Regions from separate parts of the Mus musculus genome. Here region 1 is linked to region 2. Evidence: chromatin loops called from intact Hi-C (ENCODE). Cell type or tissue: heart. All regions are shown on one strand. Links, peaks and the distances in the headings refer to the core of each region. The heading gives the core; the rest is flanking DNA.

Evidence for each region. Hi-C counts contacts between places; a loop is a spot of excess contacts. Peaks named below come from ENCODE experiments on the same cell type or tissue, not always from the same donor. Only the 100,000 strongest peaks of a DNase experiment are listed, where the experiment ranks them.
Region 1: it touches region 2 in a loop (2.6-fold over the local background); 6 of 42 quality-filtered maps call a loop at or near these places.

What each region holds. Positions count from the first base shown.
Region 1 is chr13:102,639,016-102,650,908 of GRCm38, reverse strand. No RefSeq gene overlaps it. Among named protein-coding and RNA genes, the nearest start is that of Gm41046, 21 kb to the left of the region's middle. In heart, for the core only: a CTCF peak has its summit at 5,854 (motif pointing right); DNase peaks (open chromatin) are centred at 4,358 and 5,908; H3K4me3 peaks cover 339 bases; H3K27ac peaks cover 1,456 bases.
Region 2 is chr13:101,504,061-101,515,953 of GRCm38, reverse strand. No RefSeq gene overlaps it. Among named protein-coding and RNA genes, the nearest start is that of Gm36475, 30 kb to the left of the region's middle. In heart, for the core only: a CTCF peak has its summit at 5,855 (motif pointing left); a DNase peak (open chromatin) is centred at 2,383.

The sequences.
Region 1 (11,893 bases), core at 2,244-10,243, 1.1 Mb before region 2:
CACCATGGAAAATACTGTAGACATCCCTCAAAAACCCAGAGCTAGAACTACTCTATAATCCCAGCCGTCTTCATGTTGTTAAAGAACTATTCATTGTGTTTTCGGGTCTGAGTGTTTCCTGTGAGTATGCAAATGTACCATGTGTATGCCTGGTGACCTCAAAGGCTGAAAGCATGTTTCAGATCAGTGTGAGGTGCTCTGTGGGTGATGGGAACCAAACCTAGGTCCTCTGCAGAGCAGTCAATGTTTCTACCTGTTGAGCCATCTCTGCAGTCTCACCATCTAGCTACCTTACACCCAAATCTAATGGCACTGAAATCAAATGGCCAAGGACACATCTGCCCTTGGATGCTTACTGTAGCACTGTTTGGAAGTGGGTCACCATCCTGGCTATTCATCACCACCAGCAATCTTGTGACTATGAGAAGCGGGCAGGGGGACTGAGGGCATTTTCTAAGAATCATGGAAATAAAGGTCCGGAGAGTTCATTGGTACCTTACTCTCGCCTTTGTCCCTGTGTCTGCTGTCACTTTCTGTAGTTGGTTGTCACAGCCTTATCTTATTCCTCCACTTGCCCATCCCTGTCTTTTCTTTTTTTGGCATACATGTATATGAAAGGAGTTTTGAATTAATTTGTTTTGCCAGATGTAAGTTGAGAAAGTCAGCCTTGCTTGTTGTATAGCCATCACTCATGTCCTGCAAATACTAAAGTGATTGATTTTCTTCTCTACAGAGTGGGAAAAGTCTAAATTTCTGGGTTGAGTCCTGGTGTTAGTCTACTTGAATTATCATACTGCCTCACAGAACAAAAGGCGGTAGAGGTGGCCAATGGTTTAAATTATTTCTTGCTAGCATTGTAATGCATGGTGGACACAAAATAATAAATAACAGACCTATGTTTGCACAAAATGTCTCTGACGGATGAAGCCTTGCTGTGGTTCTCATTTAGCCTTGTGTTAAATTTAGCCACATTTCTCTGCATGTTTACAGAAAGTCAGGTTGTATGGTTTGCGAATTGAAATGTTTGACACGATTGACCTACTTCCATCTGGGGATCATCAAACTACACAACCGTGAGCCAGGGAGATGGCTCAGCTGGTAACGTGCTTGCTAGGTAAGCGTTAGGTCCAGAGTTCTGATCCCTAGCCCCCACAGAAAAGCCAGGTTTGTTGGTGGACACCTGTAATCCAAGGATGTGGGCAACGAGCAGGCAGACAGGCAAATTGTCGGGGCTTGGTGACTAGGCTAAGTTACCTGGAGTAGAGAGCTCCAAGTTTAATGAGAGACCTGTATAAAAAAATTATACAGGGGGAGTGGAATGGAAGGAAATACTTTAAGCCAACCCCTGACCTCTACAAACTCAGGCACAGGTAAACACACGCATTGCATGTGCTATACTATACCATACCATACCATACCATACCATACTATACCACACACAGACATACAGACACAGACACACACACAGACACACACACACAGACACACACACACAGACACACACACACACACACACACACACACACACACACACACTCCACCACAACCAAACAAGAAACAAACAACAAAAAAAGAGGAATGAACTTGGATTTGCTTCTAAAATTTCAGAGAAGATCTAAATTCTATGATGCCAGCTTTCTTAAAAGCAAAACAAGTAACTCTTACTTCTTGTCACCTCTTCCTGGAGCTCTGATACCAGTGGATGGAACACAATATGCTGGGATGAGGTCCAGGGAGCCATGATGGAGGAGGACCTGTCTCCCTCATCAACTGCATGGATGCTCATTTCCCCACACATATTTATTTAAGCCTCTCTAAATTTATTTTATTTTATTTTTTACATGCGCTTTGATCATTGCTCAAGGGTGACTTTTCCTTCTTGGTACTTCCTTGAATTAGGAGCACATTGGTCTATTGAAACAATTCTATGATACTGCTCAATTTTTGAAGATCTCTCTCTCTCTTAAAGATTTTGTGTATGTGAGTACAGTGTTGTTCTCTTGAAACACACCAGAGGAGGGCATCGGATCCCATTACAGACCCCATTACAGATGGTTGTGAACCACCATGGTTGCTGGGATTTGAACTCAGGGCCTTTGGAAGAACAGTCAGTGCTCTTAACCACTGAGTCATCTCTCCAAGCCCCTGGAGACATCTCTTACACTCTCCTCCATTCATTGCTCTCTATTCAATGGGAGAGAATTCGAGTTCTCCTTTTCATCAAAAGTGTTAATCTGATGTCTTCTGCATAAGCCAGCAAACAAAGGGAATTTATTATAATGTCAGAGGCATCCCTGATAGTAAAGGACTACTGCAGCCATACTACCCTAAGTGCTGGTGATTGGGGAATATGACATAGTAGGGTTTAGACTTCACATGCTGGGTGGGGTGTTTTTGTGTCCTTCTTTATGTTCTCCCAGCCTGCTGTTTGACTGTGGTCTTGGCTATGAATGCTCTATGCAGTTGTGATGCATGGGCTCCCTCCGGCCGGTGTATCATACAATCTTTGGTTGCTGATATGGAGTTTCAGGCTGTGGCAGATCTGACTTCTGCCTCGTGTTCACACTGGAAATGTGAGCAGATTAGAGCCACATAGGGCAATAATGGGAGTAAGTGTATCATTATGTCTGACCTACATCCTTCAGGAAGGTATACCAGAAGCCATTCCACAAAGAAGCTCACAGTAGCCCAGGAGGAAGGATCCTTGGTTGTCCATATCCAGTAACCAACCTAGTTGAAGACCCTATGATTGGCCCTATTTTAATTTGTCTGTTTCTCTACTTGTTTCCTCAAATCAATTCCAAAAATAAGGCATCTTCTCTCATCTGGGCTCTGCTTCTGGGAAGAACCCAGACTAAGCTAATTTAAATCAGCTTCACTCAGTTGCATTTTTCCTCTTAAATTCGGAGATGTTTGGAAACTATTTGCAAGTCTTATAAAGTACACACTAAATAAAGATGGCATGAAAAACAAGTAAACAGGAGTGTACCCCGCATGTTGTATATAAAGGCTCTATAAAGTAGGAATTGTTCTGTGAATTAGACTTTCCCCGTTCTTCGGTTGGGAGACAGACTCAGACAATTGCTTGGTTTTGTAAAAACACGTCTCCGTGATTCTACAGCTGTGCTTAGAGAGTAACTGAATAGTAATGTTTTGATCATTGCTCCACAGATGGTGAGGCCCCAGAAGACACATGTCTCTTCTGTAGAGGGGCAATGCAGGAAGTGTGGGTGTATCAGTGGGCTCTGAGTACTTTGGGATGCATCTGTGTGGGGACCTAAATGAGTGTTTCTAGTCTTTCTTTAAAATGTTTTTTTTTTTTTAAATTTATGTGTCTATGTGTGTGTGTCTGCACACACATGTACATGTGGAGGCCAGCAAGGGTGTCAGACCCCCCTGAGGCTGGAGTTATAGATGGTTGTAGGGTACTCTACTTCGATGGATGCTAGAAACCAAACTTGGGTTTTCTCAAAGAGCAGATAGTGCTTTAAACCAAGGAACTCTCTATCTCTGTATTCCCATATTTATTTATTTTTTACAAGGTGTCAATACCAATGTAATAACCTCAAATATCATAGTCCTTGGGTCACAAATAGGAAAAAAAGCTTTTGGAAACAAAAAGTATTGGGTAACCAGTTTGGCACTGGAGATGGAGATCACATTTTTTTTTTTTTTTTTTTTTTTTTTTTACATCCCGTGCCCCTGGAAAGGTATTCAGTCATTCACCTGCTGGTTTCTGATAGAGGCAGAGCCTGAGTTCAGGCCTTTGAGTCCCTTCTCAGGGTCTTTCCAGATACTACACTGCCTTACCAGAACGGCCTTTCTGCTGAACTGGAGTCAGTGAGCTTTTCTCATGTGAAGGCCCAGGCAGTGAGCAATCCGGGCTGGGCAGACATGGGAGCTCTGGTGCAGCTCCTCACCTCTGCCATGGAGGGGAGTTGGTGTACAGGGGACTAATGTGAACGAGCGGGGATATGCTTCTGAAAAGACGCGGTCATAAACACAGGAGAGGGCCTGGCTTTGGCCAGTGGGTCACCCTTTGTTGGTCCAAGTTTCATAGTAACATACAGCAAGTTCTGCTTGGTGATCATCAACGAGGCCTTTGAATCTTAGAGAATTAAAGTCCCCATCCAGCCTGATGCTGAGAGCTACTATGACATGGTGGTCCCCGCAGGACCGGGCTTCCTTCCAGGTCTGCCTATGCACAGACTCTGAGCCAGCATCCAGGAGAGTGGGCAGGCCCTCTCTAGTTTCCAGAAGGAATCGACAATTCTCTTCCTGTGCAGATAAAGGAACAATTATACCACTGGGGACTTACTGGAAAGTGAAGCGGGCTCACCAGGAAGCAGCAGGAATTTGCTTCTCAGTCATTTTCTCCACAGTCTGGCCCCGAGTCTGCCAGACTGAGAAAGGTCAGCTGGGATCACTGGCAGACTTGGAAAACTTCCAGAACCTTCACTTGTGGGATGACACATGGGGGTTTGTCAATTTCCGTGGCCCACTTGGGACTTCCTGTGGCCCATCCAGTTACCTCATCCTCTCCAGGTTCAAACACATAAGAGTTTTATCCTCAGCCGCTCTGTCAGGGCGACACTGTTGTGACACTGTCTACAAATGCGACTTTCGAGTCCTTGACCCCTATGCCTTCTTTGCGGATTTCTTGTTGACGTTTGAGAAAGTCAGAAGCCATTGTCTTTCACAGAGGTCAAATCTAGGAGCTGAGGCGAAACCCGATGTCTATGCCAACGGGGCTGGATGTTTATCCTTGAGCTTATGTGCACGCATGCATGCACAAAGTTATGTGTGAATCTCAGCTCGCCCTTTAAATTAGGTCACCTTTTCCAAGGCCTCCACTCAGGGAAGGTCCTTGAGCAGCCTTGGTGCTCTTAAGTAGCCCAGGGACCGGGTCCTTTCTTGTTAATGTCACCCCCAGGTATCCTCTCCTCTTTTGTTTCTACCATGCAAATTTACCTCCCGGCCTGTTTCAAATTTCTGAGAGTCAACGACTTACAAAGGTGGATGGAGCCTTCAGTGGATTTAGTTATCTAAATCTTAAAAACTCTATTCCATGATTACCTACCTCAAAGCTTGACAGTCCACACCTGTCATTGGACCGGAGTTTCTTCGAGTGTAATGAAGCCTTCAGAATTGAAGTGGTTTTGGGAGACATGGGGGGAAGAGTTCTATTATTTTTACAGAGTGGCACTCTTCTCCCTGGAGATAAGAAGGCTGGGTCTGGTGTGAGGCTGGAAAAAAAAAGCAAAACAAAAAACAAAAAAACAAAAAACAAAACAAAACAAAACAAAAAAAAGAGAAGGGAAGGAAAGAATATTTGATTATTTCTTCATAAACCACCAATTCCTTTAGCACCTGGCTGTGGCTCCTGCTGCCGTGTGGAGAATATCAATGGCTTTAATATTCCCATCGTTGTGCCTTGGAATCAGTTGCCTGTCCTGCTGAGCTCTCTGAATTTCAGACCAGCGCCAGCCCTGAAAACCACGGCAGATGTAAGGGAAGTTTAGCCAGAATGCTCTCAGTTAAAGCCCGCCTCAACATTTCTCCTGTGCCCATGGGGTTTTAGCACACCCCTCTCCGCAGTCCCTTGATTGAGGGGCATATCCCTAAGTGTGCAGGTACTACATTAGGACATTTTCATAAAAATTTTTAATGGTCTATTTTGTTTGAATTGGGTCATTATTCTCAGTAGCATCACTGGCAAAGAACAACTCTTGAATATTAACTAGAAGGAAAGAGAAAACAATAACAAAGGCGAAACAAAAATCTCCAACAAGCCGAGTCCGGGAAAGGAAGCTGAGGTTAGGCTGGGTGTATAAATTTCATATGGCTCATGACCACAAGGTGGCGCTATGAAAACACCTCATTTCCAAACCCCGAAAAAGATACAAATAAGGAAAACACAATGAAAGAGCCTTTCGTGCAGAAAATAGTCTGTGTCAAGAGCGAGCCAGCAAAACGCATGCACCAGCAACGCCTGTGTAGTCTGCTGTATGCATGTGGATCCCGCCTGTAACCATTTTAAGGAGCAATGTTATAGGGAGTGGAAATTGGTATTTTTGCGGGGGAGGGTAGACATTTTATAATTGATACTTTTATAATTCAAACAGGAGCTTCAACATGTGTTAAATTTTTTACATTGATTATTAAATGCATTTCATCTCCCTGGCATCTTTGAAAGTGTGACATTTTAGACATCAGAATGATAGGCTAGGCTTTCTACCCCTCAACCCACTTCTATTCTACGTTGAGAGCTTGCACAGTGGGGGACATTTATTTAAAAACAATTAGTGCCCCATTAAGGGAAACATGAAGCCTGCGGGTCACAGATGTTCTCGGCTGCTTTGGGAAATTGTCATGTAGGAAGTTGGTAAATTAATACTCTGTGGAAAATAGTTCTGTCCTTTAGACATGTCGTCTGTTATGTGACTCCCTGATGTCAGTGCCACGTTATTTCCAGTGACTAGAGTCGTGGCAGAGTGTTCTGTATGTGCATAAGGCGTCCATTTGCCGACAGTGAGATGAAAAGCTGGTATTTCACAAGTTTGTACACGGAAGATGGGATGTTGCTATAATGGCTCGGACAATCTGGTTCCTGAAGGCAGGAGTGGAAAGTCGTCCAGGGGAACAAGCAGAGAAGCCCAGGGATTCGCATTGCTGAACTCAGAGCAGCCCTCTAGATCAGGAGATATGAGAGCATTTCCATTCCTACCATGAGGTCCCAAGAACTAACTCCCCTACGAGTGCCACACTACACGGCAGGAAATGGCATGGGGCCTTGTAGTTATTCTCTAGGGAAAAATTCAGGGATGTTAGAGGGAAATGTCTACACATCACAATTTGAATTTAGATAAAAATCTAATAAAACATTATGAATTACTTTAACAAAGAAAAGGAAAGAGACAATATAGAGAGCAGTGTGTGTATGTGTGTGTGTGTGTGTGTGGCTGGAAGTATTTTGTTGTTATTATGTGACAGAATCTCACTCTGTTGCCCCATCTGGTCTTGAGTTCATGGGTCCTTAAGATTCAGCAAACAAAGTCTCCGGGACTCCAGCCCAGCACTGCTGTATCTGACTGTGAGCTGGGTTTGAACCCGGGGCCTCCAGTGTGCCAAGCCTATACTTTACCATTGAGTTATACCCTGAGGGTGTGTGTATTTCTTTTCTCCTTCTTTTATATAATCTCATCACTTTGTCAGTCAAGCTGTCATATTTTCCCATCATCCACAGAGCAGGTGGCCAGGGGAAGGTCCCTGGTTTTCCCTCTAGCTGGGGAAAACCATACAGGTCGCTGATGAAAATTATGGCTGGGTTGATTCTTGGCTGACTCAATTACAGAGGCATTGCTCCAGCTGTAAATACAACTCATGATATAAAAATTATCCAGTCCCTACTTGGGGAAAAAAAGATGCTAATTAAAATATGAACCTCTAAGGAATGTTCCTTATTTAGATAACCAGTGTGTTAACTAAATTTGAGCCTGCAGCAATATAAACAGCTATTTCTGCTACTACTGCTATGAATTGTTTTGAAGTAGTCAACAGAACTGTATATTATTATTATACGAATCATATGTCTATTAGCTTGTAGAAAAGGTATATGGAAGGAAAGGTGTGTGTGTGTGTGTGTGTGTGTGTGTGTGAGAGAGAGAGAGAGAGAGAGAGAGAGAGAGAGAGAGAGAGAGAGGGAGAGAGAGAGAGAGAGAACTGTAAAGAAAGTAAAGTTTGCAATATACCCTGTCATACATTGGGCCAAGATAGCAGCTATTTCTGATACATATACACATTGTTCTTTTTATATGCCAATTCTCACAGTACATTGGGGATCCAAGCAACTTGTTTGGACAATTCATCACATTATCTTTAAAAAAATTCAGATAATTTGATGGTGTTTTAAAAAAATTAAGATACCATATATCCTATGGTAATTAGAATTAAAAATTATAGGATAGTTGAGAAGGGGAAGTATCCTAGATTCTGGAGCAAACCATCACAAAAGAACCAAATTCCTAACTTGATTTGAAAAAAATGCAAATAATCTGGTTCCCTCACGAGGAATTTTGAATCACTTGGAGGTTGGTTAATATAGAATTAGTGAAGTCAGGCATGATCCCAACTCTCATGAGGCTGAAACAGGAAGATTGCTGTGAGTTCAGGGCCAGCTTGGGCTATAGAGTAGGGCCTAGTCTTAAAGACAAGCAGCAAAATCCTGAAAATTCAAACCCTCAAAAAAGCCCCAAAAGTAGGAAGGCAACCAAGAACATTTAAAGAATTAATTATACTCATGGTTCTATGTAGCCCAGGTTGGCCCCAAACTTCTGGTCCTACTGCCTCAGAGTCCTTGGTGCTTGTATTACAGATGTGCACTACCACGTTCAATTTTGACACAATCAGGAGACCTGGGTTTACGTTGAAGCTTCCAGCTGTGTTCGATCAATGGTTCTTGACCACTGATAGCCCGGGCATTTATTTCTTTGTTCTGATGTTTGTTAATTCTGCCTTTTAAAGGGGCCATGAATACTGAATGTGGAGAACTCACTTAGAGGACTTGGATCTATAGTGAGCCTCAAGGCTCCTCCTCTGCTTTAGAAACACAAGGGTGTTCTTTACAGCCTGGCCTATTTGTGGTGTTTGCGTTATCTTTGATGTGCTAGCGGCTTGTTCCGAAGATGCCACTGACTTTGGCTTCTTTGGCTAATGATTTGATGCAGTTGAGACTTGGGGGTGGCTTGCTTGGGTGCTCAGCTCCAGGAGACCATGGGAGGCATAGACAGGTACCTGCTTGATTCTCTGAAGCCACAGACATTCCTCAGTGGTATATACAGCATGCTACAAATACATACAACATATTTTCTATGCCAGGCCCACATCCGGCTGTCAGGCCTTGAACCCCACAGGCTTGCCTTGAGAGGTGGGGGGCTACAAGAGAGGCCTTTGTTGATTTGGGCGCAGACTCCAACAATCTATTTTCGAACCCTTAGAAGCCTCTTGTTAAGGAACATTAAAAGACCTGTAAAAGATCAGTCGAGAGCTGGCTAGCAGTTGATTTGTTAGTGATATTGAAGAATCATGTACCTTATCTTGGTGTTTAATCAGTTGATAAATTATTTCTGTATGTATATCATTTTCTTTTAAAAAAAGACTAGCCCCCCTCCTTCAGCAAAGGGTCATGAAGATTCTGCAGTCCTGGGTAATCCCTCCGTAGCAGGTCTTTTCCAATTCCTTTTATGAGATTCAATCCCTCTCCAGTATGGATAAGGCAGAATCCAGAAGCAAACTAAGAGTTTTGGATCTCAGGTGCTAGCATCCAAGTTCGGCATTATAAATAAGCAAGTAGGTACTTACTAGGTGATCAACGCGGACTTAGGATGAGAGTCCAGGCCACCCTCAAGGCACAGGTGCGGCGTGAACTTCCTTCCCTACAAGGTTATTCTGGAAGGAAAGCAAGTCAGTCTGCTCCAATAGCACATGCAACACAGGGAAGGCAAAACGCACAACGGGAGATCTACGAGGTCCAGGTCAGGACGGAAGCCTGGAGGGAGCTTTACCCAAAGACTGCAGGTGTGTCAGAGAGGCTCACAGCTGCCACAGTTCTGACTTTGTCGACTTGCACTCAGGAGCAAGCTAAACTATATCCAAGTGTAAGACTGACTTCAGAAAATAAGGGATGTGTATATTTTCTCAATAAAAACAACAACAACAACAACAACCCCCCCAAAACAAAAAAAAAAAACAAAAAAGCCCCCCAAAAAAACCACTGCTCAGAATCAGTCCTACTCCTTAATTTTGCTGCATACAAGATATTAGACATTTTTAGTAAGGTCAGTTTGCCTGTTTGCTAACTCACAACTTCTTATTAGAAAACAGGGCCCGAAGCAGGCATGTTTTGCTAGTAAAGAAAAGTCAGGCTGAGAGGCCAGCATTGCAAGGTTGAGACGACAGGAACTTTGGAACCCGAGTAGAGGGGCATCAGGGTAGAGCTGGGGTCTCTGGTGATGAATGTGACGACTATGGCTTTTACCCAGGAGTATGGCACTAGCATAGTAGTAGGAAATGACAGAAAGGAAGGGACTTACAGTCGCTAGGTAGAGGAATACACAGGTTTCTTTCTAAGAAAGGAGAGAATGTCACTGAGAGATGAAGTGTCTTACTTGAAGAGTCGTGTTAAGACTGAGAAAACAGAGAATCCATGTTAGCATACTTGTCTTTCCAGTCTTTTATGTGTTTGCCATATTGAAATGCAGGGATCAGGAATGTGCGCGCATGTACACACACACTCACACACACACACACACACACACACACACACACACAGAGAGAGAGAGAGAGAGAGAGAGAGAGAGAGAGAGAGAGAAACCTGGGAGATTTGGGTGGACCAGCTTTGTGATGGAGAAACTGTGGCACTCTGGTAGTTCAATATATTTTATTATATATAGTTTAACAGAAAGGCAGAGATCACTGTACACAGCTGAACAAGGAGGTGGAGTTATTACATACAAATGAACGAGGAGGTAGGGTTGATGGTTTACAGCTGGATCGAGGAGACAGGTTTAGATAATTTCAGCATGAGCAGTCTCAGTAGGGGAGTGGTCTTCACGCTATAACTATCCCTGGGGGACAAAGCTATGACAGGCATCTTCTCTCTCTCTCTCTCTCTCTCTCTCTCTCTGTCTCTCTCTCTCTCTCTCTCTCTCTCTCTCTCTCTCTCTCTCTCTCTCTTTTGTTTTTTTGAGACAGGGTTTCTCTTTATAGCTCTGGCTGTCCTGGAGCTCATTTTGTAGACCAGGCTGGCCTTGAACTCAGAAATCCGTTTGCCTCTGCCTCCCGAGTGCTGGGATTAAAGGCGTGTGCCACCACGCCCGGCTGACAGGGTGACACCTGTACACACTGTTAACATTTGCACTTGGGCCGTGAGGGAAGGCTTCGCCAGGGTGGGAGTTGGAGTTCAGCTTTGCCTTTTCCCCGTGGATCGGAGGCTCTGGTCCCGGATATGGCTGTGTTCATGTCAGTAACACATAGTCACTTAGGGCTTCGCACACTCAGGGCTCCTCCCCTCTCTACAGTGTAACCCTCCTCTGTAGCCTTCAAGGGCTGAGGGAGTTTCCTCTGAGCTCCCTGACTGTCCAGGCACAATCCATAAGGGACTCACTTTTGAAAATGATTCAGGTGATGATCAGGTTTAAATTGTGACTCAGAGGTCCCACACATAACATACAGCCAAGTAGCACTGGCTGCCTTATGAAAAATTCTCCTGTATCTGAGTCAACTCATAGCCTGGAACAGAGAACTCTTCTTTTGCGCCATCAGAGCCTCACAGGGCCAGAGGCTGCCATCTTAAAGGCCCATCTCATCACTGATAATGTGATGTTCTGAATAGATAAGTACCAAGTGGTGCACAGAAAGATGTAATCATGATGAGATTTCATAGGGGACTCAAGTGGATGGCACAGGCACAGTGGGCAGCCTTGTCAACCCAATCGCTTTCACCAATCATTTACGCTGTGTGGATCAGGTGCTCTGCTCTGCTGCCTGCAAACGGAGTGAGTCCCAGCAATGGTAATAATCACGAGTTCTTATGTTATGAAAACATCTAGGCCTTCAGTAGCATAAGTCACCGCTTGGGTATTACCCTTTTATTGTTGCTGGAACACGGGTTAATTCAATTCTGTCCTCTGAATTGAACTTTAACCAGGTTAGGTTTTTTTAAAGCCAACTTATGGCATTGCTCATAAATGAGGGAAAATAACACTTGAATTGATTTTCTGAATCTTGTCAGCTTTGTGTCTGCATATGTATGTATGTATGTATGTATACACACACATATATGTATATATATACATATATAAGTATATGTGTGTATACACCCTGTAATATATTA
Region 2 (11,893 bases), core at 2,272-10,271:
ATTGTTGTGCCAATGTTCTCTACGGAATCTTCTGTAACTGAGATTCTCTCTTCCATCTCTTGTATTGTCTTGCTGATGCTTGCATCTATGGTTCCAGATTTCTTTCCTAGGTTTTTTATCTCCAGCTTTACCTCACTTTGGCTTTTCTTTATTGTGTCTACTTCCCTTTTTAGGTATAGTATGGTTTTGTTCTTTTCCATCACCTGTTTGGATGTGTTTTCCTTTTAAGGGATCTACTGCTCGGAAATGGGCAATTTAAAGTCTCTAAAGGGATATCAGTTCTACAAGAGGCATGCCCCCCAAAGGGGCAGAAGATTCAACTCTCAGAACCTAAGGTTTTCCCTAAAGAGCAAAAAACCAGTATGCTGGCTAGTTTAATGTCTACTTGATACAAGCTAGAGTTATCTAAGAAGAGGGAACCACATGGAGAAAATGTATCAATAGGATTAGGCTCTAAGCAAGCTCATGAGCATTTCCTTAGTTAGTGGCTGTGGGAGAGCTCACCCCATCATGGGTGGTGCCACCCTTGGGCAGGTGTTCCTGGAGTGTATAAAGAAACAGGCTGAGCAAGCCAGGAGGAGCAAGCCAGTGAGCAGCATGCCTCCATGCTCCCTGCTTCACTTCCTGCCTCCAGGTTTCTGCCTTGAGTTCCTTTGACAATAGAACCCTGACATGAAACTGTAAGCTGAAATAAATCCTTCCTCTCCCATGTTGCTTTTTGTCATGATTTTAGCACAATAATAGAAACTCTAAACAAAAAGGAAAGTGGAGACTGTCATTGCTATAGGAAGTGAAAATGAGATTTCTGAGAAGTTATCTTAGGCTACCTCAAAACTTATGTGCTCAGCCCTGAATACATACATATAAGTTATATTACACACACACACACACACACACACACACACACACACACACATATATAATTACATAATACAATTAGATATTACAGTAATATAATTATTATATATATATTATAACTATATAATATACATTGCATATGTGTGAGTTTAATAATAAATCCTGAGAAAAGAGGGCATAAATTTGAAAAAGAATAAGGAGGAATATTTGGGAGGGTTTGGGGAAGGAAAGAAGAAAATTGTGTAATTATATTATAATCTCAAAAATAAAGTAAAGATGAAAAGCCTGATATGCCCACTAGGCAGACAATGCTGAAATGAGACATCCCAACACTGGCAAAGCAGCAAGCAGGAACTCATAAAGACCATTACTGGGGTCTATCATCTAGACTTACATGAACACTTTCTGGTATGACACCAGCTGCTAATGGGAAGCTCAGGAAGCCCACATTTATGTTCCACTGGCTACAAATTCTTCAGCCTCCAGCCTGACATTTAACCGCTTCTCAGCCAAGAGCCCACAATCTGCACCCCGCCTCCAGCATGTGAAAGAATGGCCACTCTCTGTGGATTTTAGCTGAGCTCTTGGGGGACAAAATGAAAGGGGCAGGACATAGCTGTCCTTAGGAGGGCAGGATTCCATAATAAGAGTACCAAGACACAAGTACACAAAAAAGAATATTCTATAGTGTTCCCACTCGTTTGAATCTTTTAAGGAAGATAGAAGATAGGGTTCCCACCACATTCACTTGGCTGGATCCTGGGCAGATATCCGGAAATCAGTCTGGTAAGATATTTATTATTGTTGGCATAGTCAGAGATGTTGTGATCTCAGCTGTAGTTTCTGGAAGAACAGAGGCTCCCAGATATCCCAGACTTGTCACCAAATCCCAGAAAGAAACATGTCTCTTTTTTTTTTTTTTTTTTTTGAGTCTGGTGGTTAGGGGTCCAATAATTATCTTATGACAGATAGATAACAAGGATGTGAGATGGGATCACTTAGGAACACATGCAGAAGTACTCAGTGCTGTATACTTCCACTCAGTATCTCAGGTCAGCTTTACGTGCCAGGCACAGCTAAGGTACAGGAGAATGAGATCACGTGGTGGCAGGGTTCTGAAGGTTCTGCTGGGTTTTCATGCAGTTCGCCTCCCTGCCTCTGAGTTCCAAGATACTCTTGGGAATGGAGTCCGATGGCAGTTGCAGTTCCTAGCATTCTTGTTAGATAAGTAAAGTCCAGCTACCAGCTCTGTATATTCTTCAAATGACAAAATTTTACTTTCAACTTTTTATTGCTACTCTGAGATTCTACACATACATCCCCATGAAACCAGAGACATGCACCATCCCAAGAACTTTCATGAAGGAAAACCCAACCAAGCCCTCCAGGCCTGCCTAAGGTCTGAGATCCTGTTTTAGAGATATGCCTGAGAGCTTCAGGAAGAGTCGGTGACAGTCCTGGTGATAGAGAAATTGCTGCAGGGGTTATCAATAAGGTCCCTGCATAGACTGACATCATCCTGGGCCTTGCTCCAACAGCATGAGCCATCTCTCTGTGTCACAGTGTTTGAGCCATCTCTACCACAGAGAAAGCTGGTGCCAGCTAAATCTCTCAGATCCAAAGCCTGTTACTTGTCTTCTAAACATCCTTGCATAATATTTCGAGTTAAGTAATACCAGGGCTGCTTATTCTTTCCCCAACTTCGTCCTTTACTTATTACAAACAGGAAGAAGTAGTCTGTTTATATTTTTGGATCACAATTTGATCCTGTAACTGCAAGGAACCTTTATTGCCAGTGGAAATATTCGGGAGAATATGTGAGGTTCAAAGTGTCAATTTCAATTGACAATATCTCACCCTCTCTAGTTCTTTACAGAGAAATTGTGCTATTTTTCTACAAAGGGAAAAAAAAGTGCCTTCTCTCTACTAAAGTCACTTTTACAACTCTGGGAATTCTGGCATTATTAGTATGGTCAAGAACACCCACAAAACTGTGTATCCTAAGCCTATCTTTCAGACAATCCATTAACAACATACAGTACAGAATTAATTTTTCATGGAGGGACCATACAAAATTGGCAGAGTGAAATTTCTTACGATGGGCATTGTGGGTTTGAGCCTTGTTAGGCAGCATGGATAATTGTGATCAAGAGCAAGAGAAGCTAACAAATCATTGAGGAGGGTTCAGAGGCTGGGTGAAGACTTTAGTCCACTCACGAAGCCATTTTGTTTGTGGATCAAATGCTGGCTTCGTAATATCATCAAAATAACCCATCTACACTCATTGTTCTGGGTGGAGGAGGCTCTGTACACTGTAGATGATCAGCAGCATCCCTGACTTCCACCTTGACCCAGCCGTGACAATCAGAGATGTCCCCAGACACTGTCAAATGTCCCTGAGGAGGCAGAATCAGTTCCTTGCAGGAAATGAGGAATGCTGCTTTGGCAGAGTCTGAAAAGAGCTAGTGAAAGTTGAGGGAGACCTTGGGGGATACTCTTAAAGTTTTGAAGATTGGAACTGGGATGTGCATCTCACAATGTGCATCCTCTCTCGCAGGCATGTGAGGGTGGGCTTGGGTTGGGTGAGGATCATAATGATGGGATCTTGTAGGGTTGCTGGAGACAGTGAGGTAGAGATTTTGAGATGAGGGGGCTAAGAAAATGCTCAAATTGGTAGAAAAATTTCCCATGATGCCTTCAGTTGAGAAATCGATGGATCTTTCTGGAAGTGTCTAGAATGACCACAAAACAACCCTTACTTTACTGAGTAAGGGTTTTCTGGACAAGAAAGTTGTTCTAATGAAAATGCTCAAAGAATGAAGTCACGTGCTTATGAGGATAGTAACATTTTAGATTGCAGAGGCTTTTTAAGGTTCCTTGATTTTATTCCTTTGGGCATATTATTGCTACATTTGGAGAATTCAGTATGAGTAAAAAAAGAATGAGTTAGGAAGCCCCTATTCCAGAGGTTCAGCCAGGCTTTACCATACTGGGAACTTGATGAATGATTTGTGCAAGCATGCAGTTTTCCCCAAACTCCAGGTTCTCCAGCAACATATTGAAGTTGATAGTGTCTTCCTTTTCAGACCTGCTGCAGTGGGATGAAGCAATGCATCTCTTAAAATCCTCACAGCACATGTTACCTAAGTATGAATAGGTCATTCAAAACTAAAAGAGCCTGGAACAGCAGTAGGGTACCTGTACTTGGGCCATCAAACCTTTGGAACATGCTACCTGCCTTCTCATTCCTATCAACAGCAAGAAAATGTTGGATTTTTCTGGACACAGATGCTGGAATGTTTTCTCTGCACCCAGGAAATATTAAGGAGGGAGAGAAGCCGTTATCTCACAGATTCGTTCTCTCATGTTCCTGAGCATGTAGGTTTATCTCTGAAATGTGTGGGGTGATGTGGGCTGGATACTAGCAATACCACTGCCACATGGGTAAAAGAATCATAAAATTACTGTCAGAGTAACTTGGAGAGGATTGAGAACTGAAGACCATGCACTGGAAAGCCCATTCAGTCTATTTTCAGACTCTTAAGAACAATGCCTTCTCTTAGTAGCATGACCTTGAATCTGTTTCACAGTGGGATTCTGCTTTCTCTCTTCTAAATCTCAAAACAGACCATCTTCTCTTACTGCATACATTTTTTTAATCCCTACCCTACGGGATAGATGCTATGATAAGAAGTCTGATGCTCAAAGTCTAAATAATTTGCTGAATTAGACCCAATTTATTCATAAATGGAAGCAAGAGTTAAAATTTAACTTGTCTCCTGGGTTCCAAAGTTTGTGATTCCCCAACTACAGTGTGCTGTCCTGAACTCATTTATTCCTCAAAACAACAACAAACAGAGAAATGAAAAGCTAAAACATCAGACATATAAAACCATGGTTCATATAGACGGGGTCCACGAGCAGCAGTTTCGATATATGGGCAAGACATACATAATCATATGTGGTGTTTTAAATGAGAAATGTCCCCAGAATCTCATATATTTGACTATTTAGTTTCTGCTCAGTGGTGCTGCTTGAGGACGTTATGAAGCCCACCTGGAGGAAATATGTCATTGGGGGTGGGCTTACAGACGTCATTCATAGCTTGGACCCACTTCCAGCTATCTCTCTCGCTGGTTCATGTTTGCTGTTGAAGGTGTGATCTCTCAGTTCCCACTCCTGCCACCTGCTGCCATGCTTCCCCTGCCATTACAGACTCGCCCTTTGATGCATGAGCCAAAATAAACTCTTTCTCCCATAAGCCATTGTTGGTCATGGTGCTTTATCACAGCAACAGAAATGAACTCATGCATCTAAGGTGTTTCTCTAACCTGACCGTAAGGTGACACATCATCAGGCAGCCTTTCTGGAAACCACACTGCCAGTCCAGTTTGCCTAATCCTAACAAAATAAATGAACCCGCTCCACCGCATGGTTCACAATGGACTGCTTTTGATGGGATCGGGAGAAAGAGAAACACGGTGTATCCTTCCTACTAATGCAGTTTCAGAGCTGTGCAAATGTATTTGGTAATGTTTAGATAACAAGGGTTATTGGGAAAATGGTAAAGGCTCAGCAAATTTTGCTGCAAGATACTGCAGATGGGAGGGACTCGGTGATGAAATGCCTCTTACAGAAGTGTTTCAAACAGTGGGCTCTCTGGGATCATGTACGTATGGTGCCAGTGCTGTGGTCTTCAGGGCCTGTGATTCATAAATGGTCAACTAGATGCAAATGGGTTTGTGGCCTCTGGGTTTTGTATTTCTCTTTCTTTTCTTTTTAAAAACCACAAAGCAGGCTGACTTTTTCTTAGCTCTGTACGGTACTTGCTTTGTGACTGAGCAAGCCTCCTCCTAACCCCCACCCCCAATCTCCCTGGGCCTCAGTTTCTACCTCCTGAGGAGGAAGAGTTGGTTATGTGATCCTTCAGGTCACTTCCTTCCCTTGATTTAAACAGATTCACAAAGGTTAACAACTGACTAGTGCCCTCTACAGGGGACTCTTTCAGCAGTGTGGGAACCCAGGGAAAATGCTAGCAAATATATATTTGCTATATATAGATGTATGTACAGTGTCTATAGATGTATTTGTGTTCTAACCATATACAATATATAATTAATTAATGAAACATAGTTGTGAATTAATTAAGTCTTAGATTTCGTCCAGACTTCATTGTTCACATAAGGAACACAGGGACCACCTTGGATGCAAGCTTCACTTAGTCCTGTGAGAAAAAGTTTTCCAGGATGTGAATATAAATATGCAGTTCAGTAGTTGTCTGATAATGACCTTTGCCTGGCTTTTTCAGTTGTCATCAAAATACCCTTCCCTCTCCTTCTCAGACAACTGGAACGCAGCATTTTCTAAGTTTTCTGTATACTTGCTACTCTTAAGAGTTGATGGACTGTGGATTTTTCCATTAGAGAGGGAAATGGCCATTTCAGTGTTGCCTGTAATAGCGTGAGCCCCTCACTGTGAGGGTGGCTTCTCTGCAAGCGATCAGGAGGCCCTTTCACGACATTGCCAGGAGAAAATGTAGGCGTGTTCAGTAATTGATTGATTCCCCTTCGCTTCAAGCAGTGCTGAAATGTTTAATCCTTCATGCTGAGACCCGCCCAGAAGTTAGGACATACTATTCATTCCTAAGGTGTAGGACATAGAAAAAAAAAAATGTCCTGGAAGGCTTTCAGAATAAATTTGGGTCTGTGTAAGCCTTCTTTAACATTTGCAAAACTAATCGCTATTTTAAGTTTTATTACTACAAAAGTCATGTGTGCTTTGTGGAAAGTTATAAATTCAGATAAAGAAAGTTTTAAAAGTGCTAGCCCCACATTCCTACCCCTTACAGGTTACCACTCTTAACACCTGTATACACTACATGTTTCTATCAAAATGAGATAGTGTTGTACATGCTGCTTGTAAACTGCTTTTTTTAGTTTATGAATCTTTCCTTGCCAATAAATTTTTATCTCCTCTAAAACCCAGTCTATGTTCAAATTTGCCCTGCTTGTCTGCAAAATGTCTTTTTACAGTTGGTTTGTTCAAACTAAATTCAAGTGCAGGGCCCTGCATGGCTTTTAGATATCCTGTCCAGTAAAGCACATGAATTTAACAATTTTTCATAAACTTAAAAAAACAGGGAAGGTTGAAGTTTGCTCTCTCTCTCTCTCTCTCTCTCTCTCTCTGTGTGTGTGTTCAGATTTTATTCTTTACATAAAGCAGATTTGAAAAAAAAACTGCCTAACTTTCTGCTTTATCTTCACCTACAATCACTACGCCTTATTGGTATAACAGATGGTCAGATTTTAAATGTACAGCCTTTAGTCTAAAATGAAATTTGTAAACCTGCTTGAAATCTTGGAAAACATCTCTTCTTCTCTTAACCACTGAGCCATCTTCTCTCTCTGTAGCCCACATTTGTTTTTCTTTAAGTTTATTCAGACCTAAACATAGCAAAGTCAGTCAAAATTTGTATCAGACATATAGCAAGAGAGTGTGGTCAAGCAAACAGGCCTGGTCTGCCCTCATGGTGCTTCAGGTCTGGCAGGGAAGGTAACCCACAAGTTAATTGTTAACACAAAGTACCAAATTAAATGATGACACAGGCTGGTATTGAGGGGGCAGAGGATAGAAGTTATCTAGGCACAGGGAGAGACTTGGGGAGGCAGGTCTGGTCTGGTGCAAAGGAGGGCTTCTCTAAAGGAATGTCTATTGGAAAAGGAAGGCAAAGCCTACTTTTGGCATCAGAAATAAGAATTTGCTAACATATTGGAGTTAGTTGTGAGTCATTTCTCTTATGACCAGAATAGAGAAACCATGGGCAAAATGGAATGTGATGAGCCAGGAATGAGGTCCAGGTCGGCGCATCCAGGGCCCTGGGCCATGGCAATACTGTATTGATTGTATGGGCAAGAAGGAGCAGTGAATGACTGTAAGCAGTAGCAAGCATGATCTGATTGATGCTTTTGCTAAGGACATGCTCGCTTCTGGATAAAGACCACACTGAGGAGACAGCCATGAAGACAAGATTGCTGACAAGACAGCAATGAACCTGATGGAATGCCACCTTAGCGGATCAGTTGAGATTGAATGTCTTGGCCTTGATTGGTGGACAGAGTAGACTAAAGCGGATCAACTTAGAGATCCATTTAGCTTTCTAGGAAGTGGAACCAGAAAGATGTAGGGACTGATGTGATTGAGAAGGGGGAGGGAAGGAGGAAATACATGCAATGATGTAACTATTTAGACTGTGTTATGGAGCTGTGCAAGTAATTACACTCCAGGTTCAAGCTAGCTAAGGACCTAGTGAAAATGTCTTGTCTCATGTACCCAAATGTCCTTGAGTAGATCCGATGTGTCAACACAGCTCACCCCAGGAATTCAGATCATGTCTTTAACAATACCTTTCTTTCCTATTCTTGTGTTGGCTTCACCCTTTCCTTGAAGCTCCTCTCTCATGCTAACAAAATAGCTACTGGTAGCTCTGGGTTTGCACCCTTTCTGGACACTCACTCCTTTAGCAGAAGGGGACTTGTCAATATTCTCAGGAAATGTTCTAGAATGGAACCTCATTAGCTGGTCTCAAGCAATATGTTTGTGCCTGGAGCTCAAGAGTAGAACCAATTCTATATCAAGTACACACAGAGTAGAGAAGCAAATTTAGCACTATAATTGTGAATAGATGATAGACAGGTAAGAATGACAGCATTTACTATATGTGACTCCCATCCTTTTTATAGGCAGAACTGCATGAAAGGGAAGGTCATTCCCTTGAGGAAGAAAAGAGTGGTGAGGGAAAGATTGCAGGTTCAGGTTTACACATGCTCTTTGTGGGATCTGTCTGATTTTACTTGGGGATGCTGAGTGAGCTGAGAAGTTTGTGAATCCAAGGCTAAGTAGAAGTTCTTGACTGTAGAATTTTCTTGGCTGTAACTTTCAAGGTTTGAAAGTTACCAGTGTGCATGGCATGGGTGAGATCATCTGATGAGTATGTCAGATGGGAAGAGGACATGTAATAGCTGGGCTGGGAAAGAGAAGAGAGCTGCAGGAGATTATAAAGGAAGGGCAGGCCAGCAGGTGAGGAAGAAACTTAGTCAGTATCCTGCCAGTGAAGTGGAGACTTCTTGCTGAAGGTGAACATGCAACAGCTAACAGCATGACAGGCCTCTGAGAGATCCAGTCATTTGAGGAAGTATGGCTGAAAGCTGCATCTTGGTGACTGCTGGTGGCACTGGTCAGAAGAAGGAAATGTGCTAGATTTAGCAAGGAAGACCAAGGGGGATGGCTGGCAAGGACAGAGGCATTGGAATGATGACAAAGGCTAGAAATTTGCTTTGAGGGGGCTCCAAGGAAGAATTTTAATTTAACTAGGTTGTCTTTGACACATACATGTGAAGTTATAAAGAAAGGTAGAGTTATCAAAGTTAAAAGATAGAGGCAGATAGGATTCAAAGACCAGAAGGATGGAGAAATCTTAGAATGAAGAAGAACCAACTCCTTCACTACAGCTAGAAGGGGAAAGGAAAAAGACAGATGTGGAAAAGCATGCAGGTCTGTTGCCAGATGCGGAAGCCATTGCCGTAGCGTGGTGTCTATCAATTCGTAGAAGCAGGAAGTGGTATCATCTCCTGTAAAGAACTGCAGAATTAGAGAGTGGAGAGATCTCAAACAGGTTCAGAAACTCAAGGTGGAATAGAATCCCTGAGCAGGGTCTGTGGCCAGGGAAGGCTGTGCTGTCATCTGACCTGCCGATGATGTCTTACCACAGTACCCAGCAAGGGGACTACTATATCTAAGAAGATGGATAGCTTACCCTCCAGATGTGATGAAAGAACGCGGGAGAGAGGAGCTGGTGGTCAAATAAATCCACAGAAGGAAACCAAAACGGACAAACAAAAAATGCAATGGAGAAAGTAGCTATTGTTCGCCCCTGGCGAAGTTGGAATGGGTTCTGATTTCCATAGAGAAGGATTGAAAGGCAAACCAAGGGATTGCCATTGATGATGGAGGGAGGGAAGGGAGGAAGGATGATGGGGTGGACAAGAGAAAGTTCCCAGGCAGTGAGGAAATGGTTGTAAAAAGCATAGAGGCGTGGCTACAAATGGTACAGCCAGCTTCAGTGGAAGGGGAAGCGAGGGCTACAGAATACTGCTGACAGAGTGGCCTTGAGTGGTTCTAAAGGCTCCAAAGCTTTGCCCAGTAGGGGCTCTGAAAGAGTTTCTCTACCTCTACCCTGATAACCTGACCTTTTCAACCTTTCATCACTATTCATATTTCTCTTCCTTCCCCCTTTTCTATTAGATTCCCTCTGGAAATAAAGTATTTTTCTTTGTATGGCTTCCTATTTTAATAAATGACACCACTATCCATCAAGCCCCAACCTGGAATCACCTTTCATGCTCACCCCACATATTGCATCCATTGGTAGATCCAGTTCTTTGATCTCCACACGCCATTGTCTGTTGCAGACATTGTTAAGAACCTTGAGTTTAGCTAGCAACCATCATCTCTTCCTCAAATCTGCTCTCTTCACATCTCACTTTGTATGCCTACTGTCCATTCTCCCTCTAGTCTATCTCCTGGAAATATATGTCAGACGTCACTGAAAATAAAACCTGCTCTTCTCCCAACCACTCCATCATACCCTTCAGTCCTTGTTTGGATCCCTGAAACTTAACAAGCTTCATTCTTTCTTAGGTCCTCTGCCACAGCTGTCTTCTTGACTTGGAATGTTCTTCCTAGCAGGGCTCTTTCTTGTTATTCAAATTTCAGAATTAATGCCACCTCCCTAGAAAGTACTTCCCTGACTGCCTGCCCAGCCAAAAGTAGGGTGAACAATACCATCTGTCTTACAGAAACACACATTCCTTACCCTGTCCTTTCTTGTCTACATCTCTTTTCCTTTCCCACCCTTAAAAAAGTTCTCTTTAACCCATTTCTTAAGTTAGACGATAGTATATATAGACATCACTTAGAATTCCCTGAGTACCACTATAAAACTAAATTCATAAAGCCAACACCAGCCTCTTCCTTTTCTTTGTCTCTCCCTGCCTTCCTTCTACTTCCCTTTTGTCCTTCTTTCTGTCCCATTCTCCCTTCTTTTTGCTTTGCATAATTAATGTCATGGACCTTCATGACATGATTGCTCTCTTTTTAAACAAAGTGACAGTTATGGTCTTCAAAAAGAAAGGAGTACTACTCAGTTTGAAGTCCAAAGACTTAGACAATCCAAGTAAAATTCTGTTCTCTCTCTCTCTCTCTCTCTCTCTCTCTCTCTCTCTCTCTCTCTCTCTGATTCTCACTTTTCTTTTATTCAGAGTATTAATGACAACTGAACCCAGGTCACTGTTGAGTGAGACAGTGTGTCAGTTATCTATGAACTTCAATAATATGATATAAAAGACTTGCCCAACACTTAGTGTTAAAATACCCATTCAACATTTCTTTCTTATATGGGTCAGCTTAGCTGTTTTGTTGATCTGGACTGGGCTCACTCACATATCACTAATTGGATGACCACCCAGCTTGGGTAGCTGGCCTAGGATGGCCTTCAACTGAGGTGACTAAGCTCGGTTCCATATGACCTTCTGCCTCCCAGCAGGCTAGTCTGGGCTTGTGCTGCTGTTGGTGGCAGAGTTCCAAAAGAGAAATCAGAAACCCATATGTGTGTTTTAAGTTTCTGCTTGCCTCGAGTTTGCTACCATTCCATAGTCCAAGCAAGTCCACGGCCAAGCTTACTGTCAAGGGCCATGACATGTCTAGGGCAAAGTTCAGCAAACCCATCGCCAGTAGCACACTGAATCCACACAGTGGAATAAAAGCATAACGATGGGGTGTCTCCTCCCCTGAAAAGTTTCTTCAGTGATCCTCCACTGAGCTGAGAAGGCTTTGGTGTGTTTCTAAGCTCGGCATGACTGTTTAGTGAATGTCTAGTAGACTCAGGACTCTGGGTCTTAGTGTTTTGAAGACACAGCAGTGAACATAAAAGGGCATTGCTTCAAACCTCTATCTGGGATTCTGGGAAGAATGGCAGGCA